Linked DNA regions of Mus musculus: region 2 is linked to region 1. The links are chromatin loops, found by intact Hi-C in ENCODE. Cell type or tissue: gastrocnemius. All regions are shown on one strand. Each heading gives the region's core, and the rest is flanking DNA. Links, peaks and the distances in the headings are about the cores only. Region 1 overlaps Wdr73 (WD repeat domain 73). Region 2 overlaps Zfp592 (zinc finger protein 592).

What was found. A loop is a pair of places that touch in the nucleus more often than their neighbours do. Peaks named below come from ENCODE experiments on the same cell type or tissue, not always from the same donor. Only the 100,000 strongest peaks of a DNase experiment are listed, where the experiment ranks them.
Region 2: a loop joins it to region 1, with 2.1 times the contacts of the local background. A loop is called at or near these places in 3 of 42 quality-filtered maps.

What each region holds. Positions count from the first base shown.
Region 1 is chr7:80,880,728-80,892,113 of GRCm38, forward strand. It overlaps Wdr73 (WD repeat domain 73), which reads right to left. Exons shown (of 8, transcript NM_028026.2): 8 at 9,996-11,182. The coding sequence ends at 10,950. Among named protein-coding and RNA genes, the nearest start is that of Gm32112, 7.0 kb to the right of the region's middle. In gastrocnemius, for the core only: CTCF peaks have their summits at 2,478, 5,157 (motif pointing right) and 7,586 (motif pointing right); DNase peaks (open chromatin) are centred at 2,575, 8,104 and 8,625; H3K4me3 peaks cover 451 bases; H3K27ac peaks cover 1,513 bases.
Region 2 is chr7:81,032,987-81,044,372 of GRCm38, forward strand. Zfp592 (zinc finger protein 592) reads left to right here. Exons shown (of 10, transcript NM_178707.4): 5 at 4,364-4,540; 6 at 4,819-4,978; 7 at 5,078-5,365; 8 at 5,567-5,679; 9 at 6,144-6,279; 10 at 8,362-11,386. The coding sequence ends at 8,877. Among named protein-coding and RNA genes, the nearest start is that of Alpk3, 19 kb to the right of the region's middle. In gastrocnemius, for the core only: no CTCF peak of the experiment used is centred there; a DNase peak (open chromatin) is centred at 6,944.

The sequences.
Region 1 (11,386 bases), core at 1,754-9,753:
CCAATTTGTTATTAAAGCTGTAAGAAAGGACATGGTGGCCAGGCTGTGGTAGTGCATGCCTTTAATGCCAGCATGTGGAAGGTAGAGGTCAGTGGATCTCTGTGAGCTCAGGCAGACAACCTCAGCTCAGTCCCTTGGTCCCATATAGTGAGAGAAGAAAGCCAGCTCCCAGATGTCGTCCTCTGACCTCCGCGTGTGCACCACTGTACACATTCTCTACCCACCATGTAAAATGTTTAAGTTTCAAAAGCCAAAGCAAAGCACAAGACACTAAGAAGAACAGGGATGAAAGGAATGGATAGTAAAAAGTGGTACATTAGCTAGATTTAAATCTTTTTCTAGCTAGCAGGATTGGCAATAACTGATTAGTCCTTGCAAGTTAACAACCATCATTTTTCCTGGCCCTTTACCCCTGACTGGGGCTGGGAGGGGCTGGAGGGGGTAGAGAGGGTGGGGAGGGGTAATCGCTACCCTCTAACCAGCTCCATAGCGCAGCTGCCTTGTTCAACCCACTCTCTCACGTGGTTGGGGAGATCTTTACATGGATGTCCCTTAAGTAGACCTTTTCAGATCTTTGGGTAAAATATACATCTTTCTCTCTTTCTTTCTTTCTTTCTTTCTTTCTTTCTTTCTTTCTTTCTTTCTTTCTTCCTGTCTGTCTTTCTTATTTATTTATTTATTTAATTTTATTTATTTATTTATTTATTTATTTATTTATTTATTTATTTATTGTATATGAATACACTGTAGCTGTCTTCATGCGTGCCAGAAGAGGGCATTGGACCCCATTACAGATGGTTGTGAGCCACCATGTGGCTGCTGGGAATTGAACTCAGGACCTCTAGAAGAGCAGCCTGTGCGCTTAACTGCTGAGCCAACTCTCCAGTCCAAAATATGCATCTTTCACTTTTGCACTTCTGATAAAATTACCCCAAAGCCATGGAAGAAATGAGTGTATGATTTTGTGAATGAAGGAGAGGAGTTGAGACAGAGATGAATTCCCTTTGGTTTTCCACATTCCCTACCCGAGCCCCTTGTAGCCTAGGTCTGGAGTCCTTTGGTAACCTGAACAAAGGCTGTCACCCTGGGGCCTGCTTGTCCTTGGGTTTCTCTCTACTGCTCACACCTTGAAGTCTCAACTCTGAGTTGAACATCTGCTTGAAGCTGCTGTGGGAGAAAGGCTACTGAGGGAAAGGGCTCACTGCAGGGGACAGTTTGCCCAGTCATTCCTCCACAGCTTGCTGTGAACCCTGTCAAAGGAGAAGCGCTCTGTCAACTGCCCAAATGCCCTTCTGGGCTAGGCCTTAGTCCCTAAGGCAACTGTGAAACTCCTGGGCTGGTTTGGAAGCTAATTGCTGTGTGTTGGCCTGGGTTTCCACTTAAGCCGTCTCATAACTCCTGAAGATCAGAAGAACTTTTCAAAGCCCAGTCTCATCGCTGGTCCCTCCTGTCATCTTGTCCTGTCCTCACCTCTCCATGGGTTGCTCTTCCTGTAAGCAGTCACAGTTTAACTATCTTGAGTTCTGGAATTTTCACCTGGTAAGTAGCGACCAGGGGCCAGGAATAGAGCCCAGTAACAGATCATGTGGTTAATGTGTGGAGCCCTGGGTTTGGTTCTTAATGCCCAAAATCAAAACACATACAATAGTTTTTATTTTTAGGGCAAGGTCTTACTGTGTAGCCAGGCTGACCAGAACTGCACATTCTCCTGCCTCTTTCTGAGTGCTGGAATAAGGTACCTACCTTAAAAACTCAGATAAATGGTGGGCGTGGTGGCGCACGTCTTTAATCCCAGCACTTGGGAGGCAGAGGCAGGCGGATTTCTGAGTTCAAGGCCAGCCTGGTCTACAAAGTGAGTTCCAGGACTGTACAGAGGAAACCCTGTCTCAAAAAAACAAGAAAACAAAACAAAACAAAACAAAAAACAAAAAACAAAACAAAAACCAACCAACCAAACAAACAAACAAACAAAACAAAACAAAACTAAGTGCTAAGTGCCTTCCTGCCCCCTTTCCTTGAAGCCACACCTTATCCCATCAGGGCTCTCCCATCTCTCTGCAGGATTCCAACACATTGACTTTGAACACACACTTATTTGGCACTTATTTGTGTGTGATGACACTGCTGTGCAGGAAACTGGGTTGTTGAGAGCAGCGTTTTGGAAAGGTTCTCTCTCTGCCCGGCTGTACTCAAGCTGGAGTGTGCTTTTCCTTTCCAGCCCTTGCCCCATGTAGATGCCCCACAGTTGGTTGCTGATGAGTTGGTGTCAAGGGTTCTCTTAGAACCAGGCGTGCAGAAAATAGGGAAGTGGGCTGTGTGTTGCAGCTTTGCATGACGGGTACCAGGCATGTTACATTAAGTGGTAGAAAATGTCAACTGGACGTTGAACTCCATCCTGGTTATTCTCTAGGTAAGGATAAACACCTCAGCCCACTGCCACGAATGACACTCTGAACCGGCCCCTGGTGCTCAGCGCCCCTGGTGGCGAGGTCCCCTACAGCTCTTAGGACCAGCCCCCCTTCCCCTGCACCTTCCTGTTGCAAAGCTGCACGAAGGTGCCGCCCCTCAACAATGAGTCTCATGAAACAAAATAGGTGCCCTTATATTTTATTGGTTAACGCTGCTGTCAGTCTGGTTGTAGGGGCCTTTGGGAAATGTAGTATTTGCTGAGTCCTGGCGCTTACCTCTCCGCCTCCTGGATTCTTTGGCTTTGGGCTGTCCAATTGATCCTGGCTCAGGGTTGAGTGTCACCTGAGGATGTAGAGTGCTGGAGGGGAAAGAGGCTCCGGATTGTCCCCGCCCCGCCGGGTGGACGTGGCCAAACCTAGAGCCAGGGTCAGGAACTGAACTTTGGTCCTCTGCAAGAGCAGCAACTGCCATTAACCACTCTGAGCCATCTCTTTAGCCCTACATTCTCCCATCTTATTCATTTTCTTGACTAAGTTCTGGGTAAAATAGGCTTCCAAAAAGAATGGGGGGGGGGGAGGGGGCAGTGGGCAGAGAAATCGCTCAGTGTTGGTAACACTGGCTGCTCCCCTAGACCTGGGTTCAGTTCTCAGTACCAATATGGTTGCTTCAAAACAGATTATCTGTGACTCCAGTTCCAGGTGACTCATGGCACTAGGCATACACACACACACACACACACACACACACACACACACACACACACGTATTCACATGCAGACAAAATGTCCATACAAAATAATAGTATCAAAAAAGCTCTTGTTCTCTTACTCTCTTGCTCCCTTGCTCTTCTCCCCCCCCACCTCCAATGTGGCCGTGGCCCACCTCTACTTCCCTACTCTTCTCCCTCCCTCTGCCTTTCTACAATAAACACCTTAAAGACATGAAAAAAAAAAAAGAAAGAGAAAAGAAAAATGAGAAAAGAAAAAGAAAAGAAAAGGAAAAAAGAATGTTTTTGTTGTTGTTGTTTGTTTTGTTTTGGACGTTCTTACCCTGGTGGAAGGCATAGGAGAGGGATTACAGAGAAGGGAGGAGAAATTTAAGCCCTGTGCCTATCAAGATTGAGACCATTGCTGCTTGGCTCTAATTCTTCCTTGCTAAAATTGAATTCTTTGTGCATGCTGTATTGCCATGACCAGTTTGAAGTCGTCTCTTGGGGGAGCTTAAGAACAGTGACCTGCTGTGGTGGGGACTGGAGGAACCTCAAACCCCTCCAAATACTGCTGCCCTGTAAGAGCTCAGACTCAGACCAGACTTTATTTTAAGACCCCATAGTTATTTGAACAGTGAGGGAGGATTGGCTGGTTATTGGCTCACATGTATGAGCTGCGTGAACCTACCCTCTGCCGCATTGTGCCACATGGGTAACTTGGGTTTTCTCAACCCTGAGTGAATAGTGAATTGCAAGGCAAACACAGCTTCAAGCTCCTTTTAGCAGCCTTCTGGAGCCGTTTCTCCAGAGATTGCCACACTGCATGGGCACCAGGCAGTTAGCAGGGCAGACAGCAGGGCCCTTGCCTCTGACCCTGTGATCTAATGGAATTCACAGGGTTGCAGTAGCAAGAGGCATCAGGATCCTTCCAGGCCCACACACTCCAGCAGATGCTGTGCTAAACCAATGATGCTAGTGGCTAAAACCAAAGAATTCTAAAGAGACGATACTACAGTTGCTTCCTTCAGAACAGTTCCAAATGGTCCTTCCCCAGGAGGTCCAGATCTGGCAGATAGCAGCATCAAGACAGGATCCAGACAGGAGGCTGTGGCTCTGGCATGAGACTTGCCAAAGCTTGAAGGGCAGAGCCTGCCTCTGAACTCACTCATCTTTCTGGCTTCTTGATGTGGAGGAGTGAAACACGCCCTGGGCCACCCGAGCTGTGCTGCACTTTGCTGCTCCTTTCAAATGAATTTGCTTATCCTACAGTCTGGATAGCGGAAGCTTGGTGTCCTCAAGCAGACTGACTGGAGAGTGTACAGCTTTAGATGTTCTGAGGGCTGGTCTCTGCAGGGAGCCAAGACTAGACTAGCCGGGCAGTGGTGGTGCACGCCTTTAATCCCAGCACTTGGGAGGCAGAGGCTGGCGGATTTCTGAGTTCGAGGCCAGCCTGGTCTACAGAGTGAGTTCCAGGACAGCACACAGTGTTCACTGCTGATCTATCTCTCCAATCCTTAAACATTTCTATGTTAAGATTTAAAAATTCATTCCTTTCCTCAGTCCTACTTCAAAAGAAACAGAAAGTCAAATACCATTCAGCAGTGAAGAGGATCTTTCCCTTCCCTTCCTACCCACGCTACTTTCTTTAAAAAATATTTTAAAAATATTTTTTAAAAAAGTGCACATGTGTTTTGCTTACAGGCTGTGCATGCCTTAGTGGACAAAGATGCCTGAAGAGAGTGTCAGGATCTTTGGAACTGGAGGTATTAAGCATGGTTGTGAACCACCATGTGGGTGCTGGCAATCGACCCCTCGTGCTCCTTAAGAGCAACAGTGCTGAACTATCTCTCCAGCCCCTGTTTCTTGAGCAGAGGTCCTGATTTATGCTAATCACAGGTCTACCACTCTCTCCTCTGCAGCAGGGAAGACCTGAGCACTGTGGCCCCTGAGTCCCACTGGATGAATTACCTTTTTTTTTTTTTTTCTTTTTAAAGATTTATTTACTATGTATAGAGCATTCTGCCTGCATGTATGTCTGCAGGCCAGAAGAGGGCACCAGATCTCATTATACGGAGCCACCATGTGGTTGCTGGGAATTGAACTCAGGACCTCTGGAAGAGCAGCCAGTGCTCTTAACCTCTGAGACATCTCTCCAGACCATAATTTATTATTATTATTATTATTATTTTCTGTGTGTAGCTCTGGCTGTCCTGAAACTCTCTCTATACTTGGCTGGCCTCTGCCTCCCAAGTACTGGAATTAAAGGTAAGGGCTACATCACATCTGTCAGGGAGAGTTACCAGCAGCTGGTTAAGGGCAGAGCCTGGTCTGGTATCAGTTGAGAACAGCCAAGGCCTTTTTTGCCTTATGGTTTCTATCATCAACTAAAAAATGCCTACAGGCTTGCCCACAGGCCAGTCTGGTGGGGGCATTTTCCTCAGTTGAAGTTCTCTCTTTCTAAACGACTGGCTTGTGTGTAACACTGGCATAGAAAAAGCCGCACAGCCTTGAATCGGGAGGAGTGCCAGGGCTGGGAGAATCAGAAGGGAGAAGGAACACACAAGGGCTGCAGAAACCAAGGGGTTCTGGGACATTTCAGTGAGCCTTATATCCAAGAAAAGCCCCACCTGCCATCAGAACTGCAGAGGGAACTGGGCTAGAGCGGGCTTGCTACAAGTTTTAGCACCATGGACCCGGGAACAGCATCACTACTGATTCAAAAGCCTGCAGCCCAACTGCTGCGAAGCCAGAAGCAAGCACCTTTGAGGCTAAGACCCTCCCGATGAGTCTTCCTGGGTGCTTGCTGACATCTTTGATGCTTTAGAGGTGCTAGGAAGCCTTCTCTGCCACAGGGGACTCCTAGGGAGCAGCACCAAAGGGTGAATGGTATGGAAACAAAGGGTCAGAGGAGACTTCAGGGACCCAGAGGCTGGGTCCCAACCTTTGGGTAGCGGAGAAGATCGGGGTAAGCTCTCCTCTCCAGAGTGCTTGGAACAGTAAGAGACACAGCCCCAAGGGCAGAATTAGGGACCCTGAGTTGCTAGTCAGGGGGATAGGTTCTGGGGAAATATTTACCTCCTATCCTGAAATACAGCGCAACCAAGCTCTCCACCAACTACAAGAGCAGGGTGGCTCACAAAGACTATTTATTCGAAGGGGTTTTCTTTACTCCATAGCAAAGGTGTCTTCTTGTCTGTTTCTGTTTGTTTGTTTGTTTGTTTGAGACAGGGTTTCTCTGTGTAACTCTGGCTGTCCTGGAATTCATTCTGTAGACCAGGCTGGCCTCAAACTCAGAAATCTGCCTGCCTCTGCCTCCCAAGTGTTGGGATTAAAGGCGTGCACCATCATGCCTTCTTGTCTCTTTCTAATAACAGCACGGACACAGAGCAGGAAGAGCCCTCGCAGATGAAACTTGTCTGTTGAAAACACCATTTTGTTGGGCTTTGTTGCTTGAGTATTCCAGAAGTTCTTTGAGTTTAAGAATTTAGGGCTGGGGAGATGGCTCAGTGGGTAAAACACTGGGCCACGGAGCCAGGTGTACACAGTGAGAAAAGAACAGAGAACGCCTGTCTCAGGTAAGGCAGAAGGTGAGGACTGCTACCTCGGTGCCCTCTGACCTCCTTATGTGCCCTATGACAAGGCAATTCACATGTGACTGCACGTGCGCGCGCGCACACACACACACACACACACACACACACACACACACACACACTTTCTAAAGAGCTGGGGAGATGGCTCAGAGGGAGGAGAGCTTCTGGCAAACATGTGGCCCTGAGTTTGCCCCCCAGGCACAGTGTGTGCATCTGTAATCCTTGCACCTTTGGCTTGGTGGGAGCAGATGGGAGAATCCCAGAAGCTCAAGGGCCAGGCGGCCTGAGTATACAGCAGTGAACCAGAAGAGAGCCTGCCTCAAACACAGTGGAAGACGGGGACCAGTACCCAAGGTGCCCTGTGCCCTCTGATCTCCACAGGCATGCTTCAGCCTGTGCACATATAAAACACACACACACATCATATAAATAAATGATAAATAATTGGGTTACAAAATGTCTTCATGCTACTTTGTATTTTGAGACAGGAACTTTACTCTGTAGCCCTGACTGGCCCAGCACTCAGTGTGTAGACCACACAGAGGTGTCCACCTGCTGGGATGGAGGGCTAGGCCACCAGGCCTGGCCTCTGAGAGCACTTTAGAAAGCTTCACACCTAACCTGCACACTCCTGGGACATGGTGCTCTACACATTGCTTAGCAGGGGCCGACAGCAGCACTGTCTATAGAGCATCTGGCTTCCTCGGAGACCTGGCTCTATTCAGTTTTCTCTTTCCAGTCCAGTACTTTCAATGGATGGCTATTTGCAGCCTTCGAGACTTCAGAACACCTGTCATTGGAGATCATTTTTTAAAAAAGATTTATTTATTTATTGTATGTATATAAGTACACTGTAGCTGTCTTCAGACACTCCAGAAGAGGGCGCCAGATCTCATTACGGATGGTTGTGAGCCACTATGTGGTTGCTGGGATTTGAACTCAGGACCTTCGGAAGAGCAGTCAGTGCTCTTAACCGCTGAGCCATCTCTCCAGCCCCGGAGATCATTTTTAAAAGGAATATTCCAGAAATTAAGTTAGAATTTTTGTTTCTTCCAAGGGCAGAAAACAAAAGTGGCATAGATTTATTTTAGAATGCCTTTTAAAGATTTTTAAAAAATTATTTATGTGTATGTGTGCACACAGGTGCCTGCAGAGGGCAGAAGAGGGCGGTGGATCCCTCTGGAGTGAGGTACAGACAGGTGTGGGTGCCGGGTCCTCTCCAAGAGCACCAGGAGCTCTTAGCCTCTGAGTCACCTTTCCAGCTCCAAGCCTAAGATTCCTCATCTATTAGACAATCATTCCCATCCCCCCTCTTGTAGCCCTGACCTCAGTGTCCTTGCTGAGTCCCTGGGACTTTGCCTGCTGTAGGTACAGTCCGGTCCAGGCAGGCACCCGCACAATCTGTCCTCTGGGTTGGTTCGTTTCCTGCCATCCATTTTGTCCAAGGACAGCCATGTGTCTGACCAGCTGTGTTCGGCTCTGTGTGTTAAGTGCATCTGTGTCTGCGTGCTCACTCTTCCTGCTGCCTAGCACAATCTAGGACCACCCTCCATGCCCCTGCATGCCTCACTGACAGACCCCAAGCCCGCTTTCTCAGTTGTATTCCCATTTACTCCTAGGGTAGGGGCTCTGTCCTTAACAATGATGTCCCTTCTGCCCGAACACAGGATACAACTCAACTGTCACCTTCCCTGTGCGAGCCTACTCTCTCCAGGCCCGTGTGTGACTGGGCCCATGCTGCAGGCCATGCGCCCCTTCTCTAATGGAGGCCCTATGGATACAGTTCAGCATCTCGTTATAACACCTAGGCTGGTGCGGCATGGCATTCAGGAATGGCTAAGTGAGACAGATGGAGCCTACAGCATCACTGTTTCCACAGCTGCCTCCAAACCCAGCCCCTCTCCCTCTCTCTGGGACAGAGCCTAACAGTCTCCCTCCCACCAGCCGCTGTAAGCATGCCTAGCCCCGCCCCTTTCCCTAGCCTGGGGGTGGGAGGGAGGAGTGAGGGAGGGAACAATGCACTGAATTCTAGCTTGTTTTTGCCTGTGCTCTCCTGACTCCCAGCACACAGACCTGGCTAGGCTAGGTCACAAGATGTAGAACTAAAAAAGAAAACGAAACAGAGCCAGCTACAGACAGTGTCCTAACTCCACTGTCCAGGGACTTGAAGGGAAGGCTCTCACAGTCTTTAAGGCCCACATAGTCCTGGTGTTCTCCTTCAGCTAATGCTTTCCCCACCACCACCATCGGTGGCTTTTCCTCACATAGCTCATCTGAAGGGAAGTCTGTGTCGCCTCTGTGAATCTCTGAGCCCATCCCGATCTCCTGTCACTCTACTTTCTGTAGCAGTTGGCCCTCTTTTCTCTGGGCCTAGGAACTGGGCTCTGGTCAGACAAGACACCTGCAGTTCTTACCTGGAGGCCTCTGGCCCCGACTTCCTGCAGCTGTGAACCTACCTTAGCAAGCTTCCCTTCCTTCACTTCCTCTGCAGCCCCAAACTGCAGCTCAGTCACCCCGTGGGTGTGCGGGTGTGCGTCTGCACTTCCTGGTCGGGCCCTGGCTGATACAGTTCAGCAAAGCACCTTCTACATTCACAACCGACTTCTAAATTACTCAGCTTTCCCAGTGAAATACTAGCGTGCAGCTGGGCTGCTGTAACCCGGATATCTGCTTTGTAATATCTGCCAGCTTCTGAGATGTAAATCCTCCCACCAAGGCCAACTTCAAGCTATCAGTGTGTCACCACTGAACAGAGTAGAGGGAGCCGCGGGGTGAGCTTCGGGGCGGGGGGGCGAGGATGACAGAGGATGCTTCCCAAACTCTGAACGTGATCCTGTTGTGAAGCACCCGGGAGGCAGAAGCAGGCGGATTTCTGAGTTCGAGGCCAGCCTGGTCTACAGAGTGAGTTCCAGGACAGCCAGGGCTACACAGAGAAACCCTGTCTTGAAAAACCAAAAAGGAAAAAAAAAAAAAAAAAAGTGAACAATGGGGGCTGGAGAGATGTCTCAGAGGTTAAGAACACCGACTGCTCTTCCAGAGGTCGTGAGTTCAAATCCTAGCAACCACATGGTGGCTCACAACCATCCGTAATGAGATCTGACTCCCTCTTCTGGTGTGTCTGAAGACAGCTACAGTGTACTTAACTTATAATAATAATAAATCTTTGGGCCAGAGTGAGCGGGGCTGACTGGAGCGAACAGAGGTCCTAAATTCAATTCCCAGCAACCACACGATGGCACACAACCATCTGTACAGCTACAGTGTACTCATACACACAAAATAAATACATCTTAAAAAAATTTATTATAAAAAAAGCTGTTAGACTTTTCTTATCCCCCCATTATTTTTAAGTGCTGTGGACAGAAGTGTGTACCCCTTGCAAATTCATACACTGAAGTCCCTACCCCGAGAGACTAGATTTGGAGAGGGGTCTAGGAACTAAGGCTAAACAAGGTCATAAGGAAGGGACCCTTATCCACCAGAGTGGAAGACAGAGCTTACTCCAGTCAGCATGCAGAGGTCACGTGTGCACGAGGAAAGCAAGGTGCATCCTTTAGCAAAGCAGAGGCCTCGGGATGACTCCACCTTCCCAGCACTTCTTGGTGCCTATACTCATGAGTGTGCACACCCAAGCACGTGCACCCTCGTGCAAGTAATGAACACGAACACACACACACACACACACACACACACACACACACACACACACACACACAAAATAGGAAGAAGTAAAAGAAAGCAGTTGGGGCATAACTCAGAACAGTAGGCTCAGTCCAGTCCAGTCTTGTGTACAAAAACTAAGTAAATTGCTAATTGCTTCTTACTTGTATTCTTTTTGATGTTTATTGGCCCTGAGACATCGATTCCTTCTGTGAGAAAGTTCACACCCACATTCACACTCCAGCTCTCCTGATTCTCACCATGATGCTGTGAAGACAGGAACACAGCCTGCTGCTATACACCTGGAGACGCAGGGCTCCTAGAGGCAATGGTCGCTTCCAGCCATGTTATGCCGTGCGCCCTACCAACTGTTCTCAGGTAATTTTCTTGTGATGCTCCCCACAGCACTAGGTGGTACCTACTACACCTTCATTTTACAGGTAAGAAAAAGGGACAAGAAGGGCAGGCTAGCTTGCCTGAAGCCAACGGCTGTGGTAGAGCTGTGTTCACTCACAGTCCATGTCAGCCTCTCAAACAACTCCTCTTCTCAGAGGCCCATGAGGGCAGCTGCTGTGTCATCAGGAGGCCTGGAGGTCCACCCAGTCCCACACATGCAGAGAAGAATCACTTGCTGCTGATAACAAAGTTCTGGGTTTGCGAGGGTGCCAGGTATGGGTGGTGACCAGAGGAGCAGAGTCTACGTCATTTCCATCCAGGAAGATGTGGCCTTTGTGAGTGAAGAGAGGCTCCGCTTGGGTTTTCTTTCCATCCCATGATGTGACATCATAGATTTGTACTGTCCCATCAAAGCCTGGAGAAGAACGTGCAAAGAGAGGTGTGACCCTACTCTTCCTTGGAGGACTTCCTCTATCACAAGACACTCAGAGGCCAGCCACCGAGAAGGCTGCGGCTGCAGCGGTGTGGGGATGTGTCCGCATCGTATGGGGTAGTTGTACAGGCCTGAGGTGCTTGTGTGGAATCAGTGAGGTAACCTTAGGTACCATTGTCCAGGCAC
Region 2 (11,386 bases), core at 2,177-10,176, 150 kb after region 1:
CAGTGAAAAGCTACAGAAGGGCTTGCAACAAGAGTATATAATCTGGCTCATCTGTGGGCCTGGGTACCAGAGGTTTTCCACGGAGATCTCTGTCCAGGCTGGGTGCGAGGGTTCCGATGAAGGGAGTGCAGCCAGGAAGGTGAAGTCTCTACTTTGCCTTCCGGGTTGCAAACTTCGAGCCACTCTGAACTGAGTCGGGTCGGTCGGCTGGGCTGATGAAAAGCCGACAATCTAGTGAGAAGTGTGGTGGGACCTCAGGTAGCTCTTCGGGAGAGGAGATCTCTTCCCAAGTGTTACATACAGCTCTTAGAACAAAACACTCAGATGATGGAGTAGTTCTCGCACACCTTTAATTCCCTGCATGGCTTTAGATACAGTTCTGGGGGTGATTCGAGGTTTGACTGCAGGCACTTCTCATTGGCTTGGACTGAGAGTTTGGGGAAACCTTATTTGCATGTGGGAAGGCTTGGTGCTGTTCCTACATGGCTAATAGCTGCGCCTCTCCTGTGGGGGCTGTGGGAGTGGTAACTTCGACAGGAGACATGGTTGAACGCCTACAGTCCCATGCAGGTGGGAATTACCACCCATCAGGTTCTCCCGGGGTTCAAGATCAAACCTCGACTGGAAACCAGGCTATCTGTGTGTAGCCTGTTGCCTCACACTCATCAGTGTTTTGGATTAAAAATAGTAATTGGTTTATTTGTGAGGAAGAGTACATGCCAGTGTGCCTATAGAAAACTTGCAGGAATCAATTCTACCATGTGGGTCTTGGGAACTGAATCGTGGCCCTCTGAGATGGCTCAGCAGGTAAGGGCACAAGCTCCTCTTGCAGAGAGGAGAGTTCATATTGGACAACTAACAACACCTATATCTAACTTTAGCTTCTGGAGAGCCAACTCCCTCTTCTGGCCTCTATTGAACTTATATGAACAAATCCATACACAGACATATACATATATACATAATTAAAAATAAAATCCTTGCTGGGTAGTGGTAGCGCACACCTTTAATCCCATCACTCAGGAGGCAGGGGCAGGTGGATCTCTGGCGGTTCCAAGCCAGCCTGGTCTACAGAGTGAATCCCAGGATGGCTGGGGCTACACAGAAACCCTGTCTCAAAAAAGCAAACAAGTGAACAAACAAACAATAACAACACAGAAATCCATTTTTTAAAGCAAAATAAAATAAAAGATTCCAGAACCTTTTAAACTTTGACTTGAGTTCATACAGCCAATTCTAAGATCAAATCCAGACTGATAGCAACTCATTCAATAGCAAAACATTTAGGGAGCTGTGTCGTTTGTTTGTTTGTTTGTTTTCCTACATCTTGGGTTTTTGTTGTTTTGAGACAAGATCTTGTTATATAGCTCTGGCTGGCCTGAAACTTGCTATGTGGACCAGGCTGGCCTTAAACTAAAAAAGATCTGCCTGTGTCTGACTGACTCTGCCTCTCAAATGCTGGGACTAAAGGTGTGTGCAACCACGCTCAGTGCCAAGATACTTTATTTTAATCTTTTCCTCCCTAAATTCTACAGATTGAACCCAAGGCCCCAAGTGCTAGTCAAGTATTCTCCTACAGAGAAGCCTCTCAGGCTGTCTTTGAATTGTTAGTTCTAGAGAGTCTCAATGGCACCCAGGGGTTCCCAGCTGCAAGCTTACACTCTTTTCACCTTAGGTTTCTGAGTGCTACACGCCTGGCTGGCTATGTCCTCTTTTTTAAGTGAACACATTGGAGTAAATACAAAAGCCAAATCCTAACTCTGCTTAACTTTATGAGGCCTGACAGACTATTTTCCAAAGCAACTGTACCATTTTAATTCCTAACTGGGAGTGTGAAGTTTTTATCTGTCTTTGCCAACATTTGTTACTAAGTTTCTTATTAGATACATGCTTTGTAGATATTTCTTCCCATTCTTTTGGTGCAATGCTATTTAACAATTTGTAAAAAGATAACTATGCTCCATTTTACTGAATGCTGTTACAGTTTTATAGTATTAGTTTGTATTCTTATTCTTTCTGATTTTTTAAAAAGGACAATGCTTAAAAAATTATATATATTGTATATATGTATCATATAATTACATTTTATGTAAATGTACATATATATGCTTTAAGAAATTGAAATTTTGATTATTTTATTCTTTTTGATAATTTCATATGTGTACATATGTGTTTTAATTAATCCTCCCTTTCCTCGAATTTCTCTCTCTCATTTTCCTTTCCTTTCCTTTCCTTTTTTTCCTTTTTCCTTTCCTTTCCTTCTCTTCTCTTCTCTTCTCTTCTCTTCTCTTCTCTTCTCTTCTCTTCTCTTCTCTTCTCTTCTCTTTCCTTTTCTTTCTGAAACTCACTCTGTAAACGAGGCTGGCCTCAAACTCAGAGATCTGCCTGCCTCTGCCTAAGTGTTAGGACTAAAGGTGTGCATCATTCCCACCTGGCTTTTCCTCCTGTTTCTCTCAGCCTCTATATCCCATCCTTCCACATATCTTTTCCAGAGTCACATGACTTGGTTTCACCCTATGACCAGGGTTTAACCAGGGTCATCTGTGTGAGCATTGGAGTGGAACTAACTGTCCATTGATTCTGTCTGATAAAATCACCAGTACCCAGCTGAAGGCAATGAATTTCTCCCTGAATTTCTTAGTAACAAATAGTTCAGCAATGAGGGGCATGCCCCACCCCATACCTGTATAGAGGAGCCCATTTGTATGCAGACCCAACGGTCAGTGTCTGATGCTGTGAGTTCTTGATGGCAGTGGCTGTGTCTTGCTCAGAAGATGGCATTTCATAGCACCCTTCCCTACTTTTCAAATAAATCTCTTTTAAGATTTAGTTTTATTATTTTTAAACTTTGTTTATCATGTATGTTTATGAACCATGTGTATGTATGTTTATGAACCATGTGTATGCCTGGTATCCACAGAGACTGGGGAGGGTCTCTGGATGGTGGTTTGCCATCACATGGGTGGGGCTGGGAATCAAACCCAGTCCTCAGGAAAGCAGCCCAAGCTCTGAAGCGCTCTCGAGCCATGGCCCAATCTTTCGGCCCTCTCCTCCACAGATGTTTTAGAATTTTAAAACAATCTGTCCTTTTAAAAAAAAAAAATGGAATGTGGTTAATGGTGTCATAAGAAAGCAAGAATACACTATTACTGATAATAGAAAAAATTGAATAATATACATGTATTTCTTTTAAAAATGTATATTTCCAGCCGGGCGTGGTGGCGCACGCCTTTAATCCCAGCACTCGGGAGGCAGAGGCAGGCGGATTTCTGAGTTCGAGGCCAGCCTGGTCTACAAAGTGAGTTCCAGGACAGCCAGGGCTATACAGAGAAACCCTGTCTCGAAAAAAAAAAAAAAAATGTATATTTCCACAACATAAAATTATAAGACTGTCTTCTATCTGTTTTAAAGTGTGGCTATAGGATGAAGATACTTCCCTGTGTCAGACACTGATTTTACTTTGTGTCTATGTGCCTGCATGCATGGTGTGTGTGTGGAGCCCTGTGCACAACTTTTGGGAGTTGGTAGTTTCCTGCCATTTGAGTTCTGAAAATCGAACTCAGGTCAAGAGTTGGCAGCAAGAACCCAGACCTGCTGAGTCCTCTTGATGGCATGGAACTGAATTTGTAATATAATTTCATTAATTTAAAATTTAACAGCTTCTACATCTAGAGCTACACAGAGAAACCCTGCCTCAAAAAACACTAAATGAATGAATGAATAAATGAATGAATGAATGAATGAATGGATAAATAAATACCCCCACCCCATACCTGTATAGAGGAGCCCCATTTGTATGCAGACCCAACTGTCCTTACATTACTGCTACAGAGCAGTTCTTGCTCACAGCAGTTCCCAGTGCTGTTGAGAGTACTTCCTGGTCTCTCGAAGTTGACTGAATGCAATGGGTACTGCGGTGGGTGTCACACCCCTGTTGTGCACTAGTTAGTGAGCTACCCCTAATTTCTTAGTGGTAGCCCACGGGAAGGGAACAGCTTTCTACAACTTCCCTTTGAAATTCCTCCTTGTACTTCTGTATTGTCACCCTTCCAGTTGATAGCATTCTCCTTCCTCTCTGTTCCTATCAGCTTCTCTCCGAGGCTCAGAATTTTGGTTCCTAGGGTGGCCAATCTGGGGAGGGCTGAGGATTGTTATCTGTCCTTCTCTGCCAGGTATGACCTTGGGCTCTAGGAGTCTTGTGCCTTGGCTTTGTGCAGATAGTAGCAAACACAATATTAGGATGTATGTGCAGAGGCTGCAACCTATAGGCTGGAATGAGGGAGAAGAGCCCTGAGGTGACTCTCTTCTTGACTGCCATCCCTCTTCAGCTTGAGTCTAACGCACCCCCATTTTTGTTGTCCAGGTGCATTCACTGTGGTGTCATCCACCTGACTTTGGCCTTGCTGAAAAGCCACATCCAGGAGCGACACTGCCAGGTCTTCCACAAATGTGCATTCTGCCCCATGGCCTTCAAGACTGCCAGTAGTACGATGGACCACAGTACCACCCAGCACCCCACCCAGCCCCACAAACCCTCCCAGTGAGTGCAGCTGCAGGACCACTAGGTCCTGTGGGGCAGAGAGGGTGGCCTGGATGCTGTAAGGGTGGTACAAGGATGGGCTGGGGAGCTGATGCTATGGAGAGATGTGTGGAGTCTCCTGAGGACATCCCAAGGCAGGAAAAGATGAACACTGGCTCAGGCTAGTGGATCCTCAAACCTCACTCTGGTTCAGAGAGAGCAGAGACGGGGGAGAGGGGCTGTTTGACTCTGCCAGCAGAGCCCCGGTTACCTCACACCTCCGGGGCTTGTTTTGTCAGGCTAATTTATAAGTGCTCCTGTGAAATGGTCTTCAATAAGAAGAGGCACATTCAACAACATTTTTACCAGAATGTCAGCAAGACACAGGCGGGTGTTTTCAAGTGCCCTGAGTGCCCACTGCTGTTTCTGCAGAAACCAGAGTTAATGCAGCATGTCAAGGTGAGGTACTTTGGGAAGAAGTGATGTGCCTCGGGCCAGGGGTGTAACTCTGGGCATCTTTTCCCTTGCCTTGTCAGTAATCTCTCTCCCAATCCCCAGAATACCCATGGTGTTCCCCGGAACGTGGAGGAGCTGTCAAGCCTCCAGTCTTCAACAGACACATCTTCTAACCGCCCTGGCTCTCGAGCTCCTGCCGAGCCCCCAGCTACAAATGTAGCCGCTAGAGGCAGCTCCCTGACTGCTGGCCGTTGGGGCCGGCCAGAAGCTCACCGCAGGGCTGAAGCAAGGCCCCGGATGAGGAGCACTGGTTGGACCTGTCAGGAGTGCCAAGAGTGGGTTCCTGATCGAGAGAGCTACGTGTCTCACATGAAAAAGAGCCACGGTCGGGTAAGTGTGGCCACATGCCACTGTGTAGCACTGGGATTCTTGGGCTAGGATCCTCTTATGTGGCTAACCTCTCAGGTTCCTTGTGCTGTGGGCAGGCTGGGTACTATAGCTCTTAAGGACTTGAGGGTGTTCTATCTGACCATACCATCTAGAACAAACTTAGGATTCTGATGCTTTGGGACTTGTTTTTTCTTCCCTTAGACGCTGAAGCGGTACCCATGCCGGCAGTGTGAACAGTCCTTTCACAACCCTAGCAGCCTGCGCAAACACATTCGCAACAACCATGACACAGTAAAGAAGGTCTACACTTGTGGGTGAGTCTGGAAAGGGGAGGGGAAAAGCCTGAAGTTCCGAAAGCTTTGCCTGTGGCATCATCGGGGCTCTTCTGTGCTATGAGATCAGGGGCCTAAAGCAAGAGGAAAACACCAGCTAAGTGAGAAGTCAGGCAAACCAGGAGCCATCTTCCAGGCCTGGCAGCTCTTGATTCTCTCCTCTTAATTTCCAGCCCTGGATTTTCTCACTGGGGCCTAGTGTCTGAGAGTAGAGACTGTGACACATGACAGTGCTCTGGCCTAGCACTGGGCCCTCTGGGTTGTGTTAGGATGAGGGCCAGTGTAAACTGTACAAGCTTTCTGACCTGCTGGTATCTGCTCCCTTATCCATCTTTGCTGGTTTGATTAGCAGGTCTATCTGCTCACGTAGCTATCAGTCCTGGTATTTGTGAGGAACACTTGGGGAACCTGGGGTTTCACCTACCTCTTCAAACGTGCTCTTGCAGGTACTGCACCGAGGATAGCCCCAGCTTTCCTCGGCCCTCCCTCCTGGAGAGCCACATTAGCCTTATGCACGGTATCAGAAACCCTGATTTGAGCCAGACGTCCAAAGTCAGACATCCAGGTGGACCTTCCCCTCAGGTGAGTGTGGAATCACTGCTGTGAACTGGCTGCCCAGGGAGGCCTGGGACTGGAAAAGCATTAGAAGGGCTTCATGAACCCAGTAGTGATTGTGACCATGGAGAAAGCAGAGTAACATCTAATGTGGTCACTAGTTTTTGTGTGTCCCATTAGAGCCCTGAACATAAGAAGGAAACAAGCAAAGATCTATAGGAAAATCTTTTGCTGCTGTAACCTGACTTCTGCTTCCTTAAAATCCACTCAGGCAGGCAGGCAGGCAGGCAGACAGACAGCAGGCAGACAACAGGCAGGCAGGCAGGCAGGCAGCAGGCAAGCAGGCAGCAGGCAGGCAGGCAGGCAGCAGGCAAGCAGGCAGCAGGCAGGCAGGCAGGCAGCACACAAGCAGGCAGCAGGCAGGCAGGCAGGCAGGCAGACAACAGGCAGGCAGGCAGGCAGGCAGCAGGCAAGCAGGCAGGCAGCAGGCAGAGCTGCCCTGTCAAGGAAGGATTATTACTTCTCTGTGGCAGTAGCTGTGGAAAGAATCCAGTCTCGACCCCTCTCTGCTCGGCTAGCTGGCCAGTCACTGCTTTCTTCCTCATTCCTGTTGCATGCTCCTTTCCTGACTCCAGTCAGCTTCTAGAGCAGCCTGGTGCCCTGTGCTGCAGATTCTCCCCCCATCATGGCACAGGGCCAAGTGCTCTGAGAAGGACTCAGGAGGTTAGAGCTACCTGGAGGCCATGGGCTGTCTTGAAACTTTTTGGCCATTCAGGAAATGGTGCTAGCTAGTAGAAGCCTTTGCACACAGAGTAGGTAGAATGTCAGTTTCTTTCCTTCTTTCTTTTTCTTTCTTTCTTCCTTTCTTTCTTTCTTTCTTTCTTTCTTTCTTTCTTTCTTTCTTTCTTTCTTCCCTTTTTTCTTTTTTCTCAGCACCAATACATGAGAACAGGCATGCCCTTCAACACAGCAGTTCTGCCCTAGGACTTTTCGATTAGAGAGCTTTGGGCATTAGGCATAGCGGTGTGTTCAGTGACAAAGAGAAACTTGGGTATCTGCTGGAGGACGCTGTCAGCCTACAGTAGGTCAGTGTGCTGCTGCCAGGGCAGAAAGAAGCCTCAGTGTTTGCTCACATGGGGATGGGTTCCAGTACGCTATCAAGTATGAGTGTAGGATGAGAGACGTGCACAAAAGCAATGACGTGCAGTCAGTTCACAGCCTTCTTCTTGTATCTAAGCATGCATGAGATGTTTCTTGGAGGAATTATAAAACCCAGGATTCCTAGTTTATTCTCTTATTGGTGTGATAAAGACTTTGGGCAAAAACAATTTGGAGAGGAGAGACTTTATTGCAGCTTACAGTTTATAGTCCGTCATGGAGGGAGATCAGGGCCAAAATTGAAGGCAGGAACCTGAGGAGCACTGCTTACTGGCTGGCTTTCTAGATCTTAGTAAGCTTGCTTTATTAGATAGTTCAGAACACCTGCACAGGGTTAACACCACCCACAGTGAGCTGGGACCTTCCATGTCAAGTCTAATGAAATCTAATCTAAGGTCAGTCTAAGAAAACGCCCTGCAGACTTATCTGTAGGTCAGCCTGAAGGAGGCATTTTCCCTCTACCCAGGTGACCCAGCTGACAAAGACTAAGCTTAGCAGGTGATCCATTCTGAACAGACCTGAGGAGTAGGTTAGGGGAGACTCCTTTTACCTTTCTGTTAAGCGTGAGTACAGAACACTGAAAGGGAAGGATTGGGGCCAGAGAACTGCCCCAGCAGTTAAGAACTCGTCCTGTGGCTGTGAAAGGACCCGATTAGATTCCTAGCACCCACATGGTGGTTCAGAACTACCCACAAGTGCAGTTCTAGAGAATCCAGTACTCTCTTTTGACCTTCTCAGGCACCAAGCATGCACATGGTATACATGCATACACGCAGGTAAAACACTTACACATGAAAGAAAGCGAATACTTCTGTCCCTAGAACCTACAGAGGAGGGAGAAAAAATGACTCCCCAAAAGTTGTCTTCTGACCTCCGCCTGAGTTCCTGGCACTTGATGAGCAGAAAGTGCATGTGAGCTTGGCTTCATCTCTGCTCACACTTGTCTTCCAGGTGAACCATCTGAAAAGACCTGTCAGCAGAATGGCAGACGCTCCAGGCACTAGCAATGGTGCGACTGTTTCCTCCACCAAAAGGCACAAGTCCCTGTTTCAGTGTGCAAAGTGCACCTTCGCCACAGACTCGGAACTTGAGTTCCAGAGCCACATACCTCAGCACCAGGTGGACAGCTCCACAGCCCAGTGTCTTCTCTGTGGCTTGTGCTACACATCTACCAGCTCCCTCAACCGCCACCTGTTCATAGTCCACAAAGTGAGAGACCAGGAAGAGGGGGGAGAAGACATTGTGGAGGTGAAGGTGGAAGCCCCAGACTCCGAGGCATGCTCTGGAGAGGAGGTAGCCATGGAGACGAAAGAGAATGGACTGGAAGAATGTGCCAGTGAGCCTTTGGTTACTGACCTAGGAGGTCAGCAAGGTCTGGCTCTGGATGAAGACAGTGCCCAAGACCCTCAGAATCAACCACAGGCCTCTCAGGACCAGAACAGCCATGCACTATCTCCTCAGGTGTGACCAGAGGCTTTGTAGCCATCAGTCGGGCTGTGGTACCCTCCAGCTGCTGTGCAGACCGTGGGAAATAAAGAGCTCTGTCGCAGTGTTTGTGTGGCCACTGTGCTCTGGAGCAGTGTCTATTCTGAGCTGTGGGTTCTGGATATCTCCCAGCCCCCCAAAATGTGGGGTCACCCAGAATTCTTCACAGCTCTGAATTTGCTTCTGTTATTTATGGCTTAATGCTGCTTATTGATACCCCAATTCTCATCCATGTCCTTCCAGCCCCAGGCTACTTAGGTAGTACAGCCCCAGTGCTGTGTGTCAGCTCAGTGTGCAACCCCTCAGTAGCTGTGCTCTGGGCTTCCTACCTGCAGTGTTCATCGGGAGACACCGCAGAGTTCTCCTTCCTGCCTTCAGAGCCCAAGAAGGAGGGAAATGAAGGGTGCTGGCCATTCCTCTGGGAACTCTGCCCAGCTTGGCTTGGTGAGGTCCCTTGTTCACCCTTTCCTTCCTGTCTTCTTTCTCTGATTCTTTTTCCCAGAATCATCCTGAGGACTTCACCTGTCACTCTGATCATGTCTCTGTGGGTGGGAAAAATGGCAGTACACTCCTGTTTCGACCTGAGAGAAGCACGAAGTATGGCCAAGGCAGGCAGGTGCCAAGAGCCAGATCCTCTTTGGGGCTGTGGTGGGTTTTCCTTCTGCTGCTGTCCTGCAATCCCTGACAGGTGGGGTGTGTGGCACACAGATATTGGGGTATTTGTATTTTTGTTCCTGTGCCATTAGAGCTGCTGCTGCCTCAGGAAGGCCAGCTCCTCCTCTCGGCTACACTCTTGTTGCTCAGACTATATTTCAATAAAAAAAAATCTTACCATGCAGGTAGGCTCTTGTATTCCTCTTCTGGTGAGCTAGCCCTTCCCTGCTCCACCTGAGACTCTTCCCAGACAGCCCTGACTGCCCCATCTGAAGCAAAACAGCATTTCCTGCTGCCCACGGGAGCTCTAGGTTCTGGGGCTTGTGCTTGGGAAAGCAGGAGTCCTATACATCTTGGTTCTCTGGAGAGTTCTAAAGGAGCAGGGTGGTGTGGTGGGGTGTCAGTACTGGTCAAGAGCCACCTCCAAGGACTGGCCTGGCAGCATTAGCCTTAAGGTCTATTGATATTCTCTGGACATCTTTCCATCGAAGGGTTTTCAACCCAAGAGATTCTTGGTGAGGAACGAGGAGAAGGAATTCTGTGACATTCATACAACATTCAGAGACTGCTATTGCCACAGCAAATCCAGACTTGGTAGAAATGGGATTAGATGAGACTGGGACAAGTTGTGGGAAGGTGTTCTTGGACCCAACAGGCTCGGGCTAGGTCCTGTAGCACAGGGAAGGGGTGCTGGCTGAGTTCCTAGGCTTGATCTTTCAAGGGAGGCATGAATACCAATTAGGAATCAAGTTGGATAAATATGCATGACCTTTTCACAACTGAAGACTTTTTTTTTCCTTGCTCTATCAAATGCCAAATTTTTAGTGAAAAGCTAGTGGCAGTGGGAAAAGTTAGTGCTTGCCTCGGTTCCAGAGAGGCTCTGCTGTACACACCATTTTAATGAGCATTCTTTCTGGCAAGGCCTCCACTTCTCTGCTTCCCCAGCTGACAGTGAAGGGAAGCAAGCCCTACTGAGCGGGTCCCAAGCCAGCCACTGCCCCTTTCCCAGTTCCTTCACATACCCTGCTTTCTCTTCAGATCCCGTCAGTCCTTCACCTCATGCTAATCTCCCCCATGTGGGAGATTACCCAACATTGTACCCCAGATCGTTCATGAGAGCAGGTTCTTAAGGAGGGCTTTGAGCTGTATGGCTGCATTTCTTCCCACTCAGAAACCATGGGAGCTGGAGAACAAAGAAGGTGGAGAAACTAAGGGTGGAGCCACTGTCCTCATATCAGATCCAGCCTCTTGGAATAGTAGAATAGGACCTGCTGTGGGAAACCTGTGCTGCCCTCAGCCAGTCCCTAGCACCCTCATCCTCATGGGCTCCTCTCTCAGCAGAGGTAGGAATCCTCATCCAGCTACTTCAAGACTTTCCTGAGGTCATGAGTGCGCAAGCGCTCTAGGTTCCAGGCTACCATGTGGCTAGGGGCTTCTGCACTTGTAGACACAGTGAGGTGGAGCTCATCTCACTGGATGTGGGGTTCAGTTAGGAACGGGGCCCGTTTGCTTATCCATTATGCAGTGATGATGAAGATCGCATTCCCAGCCCTCCTCAGGTCCAGCATCTTGTTTAACTCTTACCAGAGACTTTCACTTCATCATCACAAGGATCTCAGCTACCCTTCTATTTTACAGAGGCAAAAAACCAGCCTTAGGTTAAATGACAGACATATTGGGCTACCTGTGATGACGGTGCTGAGTCAAACCTGTGCTGCCTTAGTGACAGGGCTGCTCTGGCTGCAGCCAGCCTGTCAGCAGTGTGGAGCCATCCAAAGCCCACCCTTCTAGTTCCCAAAAAAGGCAGGGTGCCCCTTAATGTCAGATCCTCCAGTGC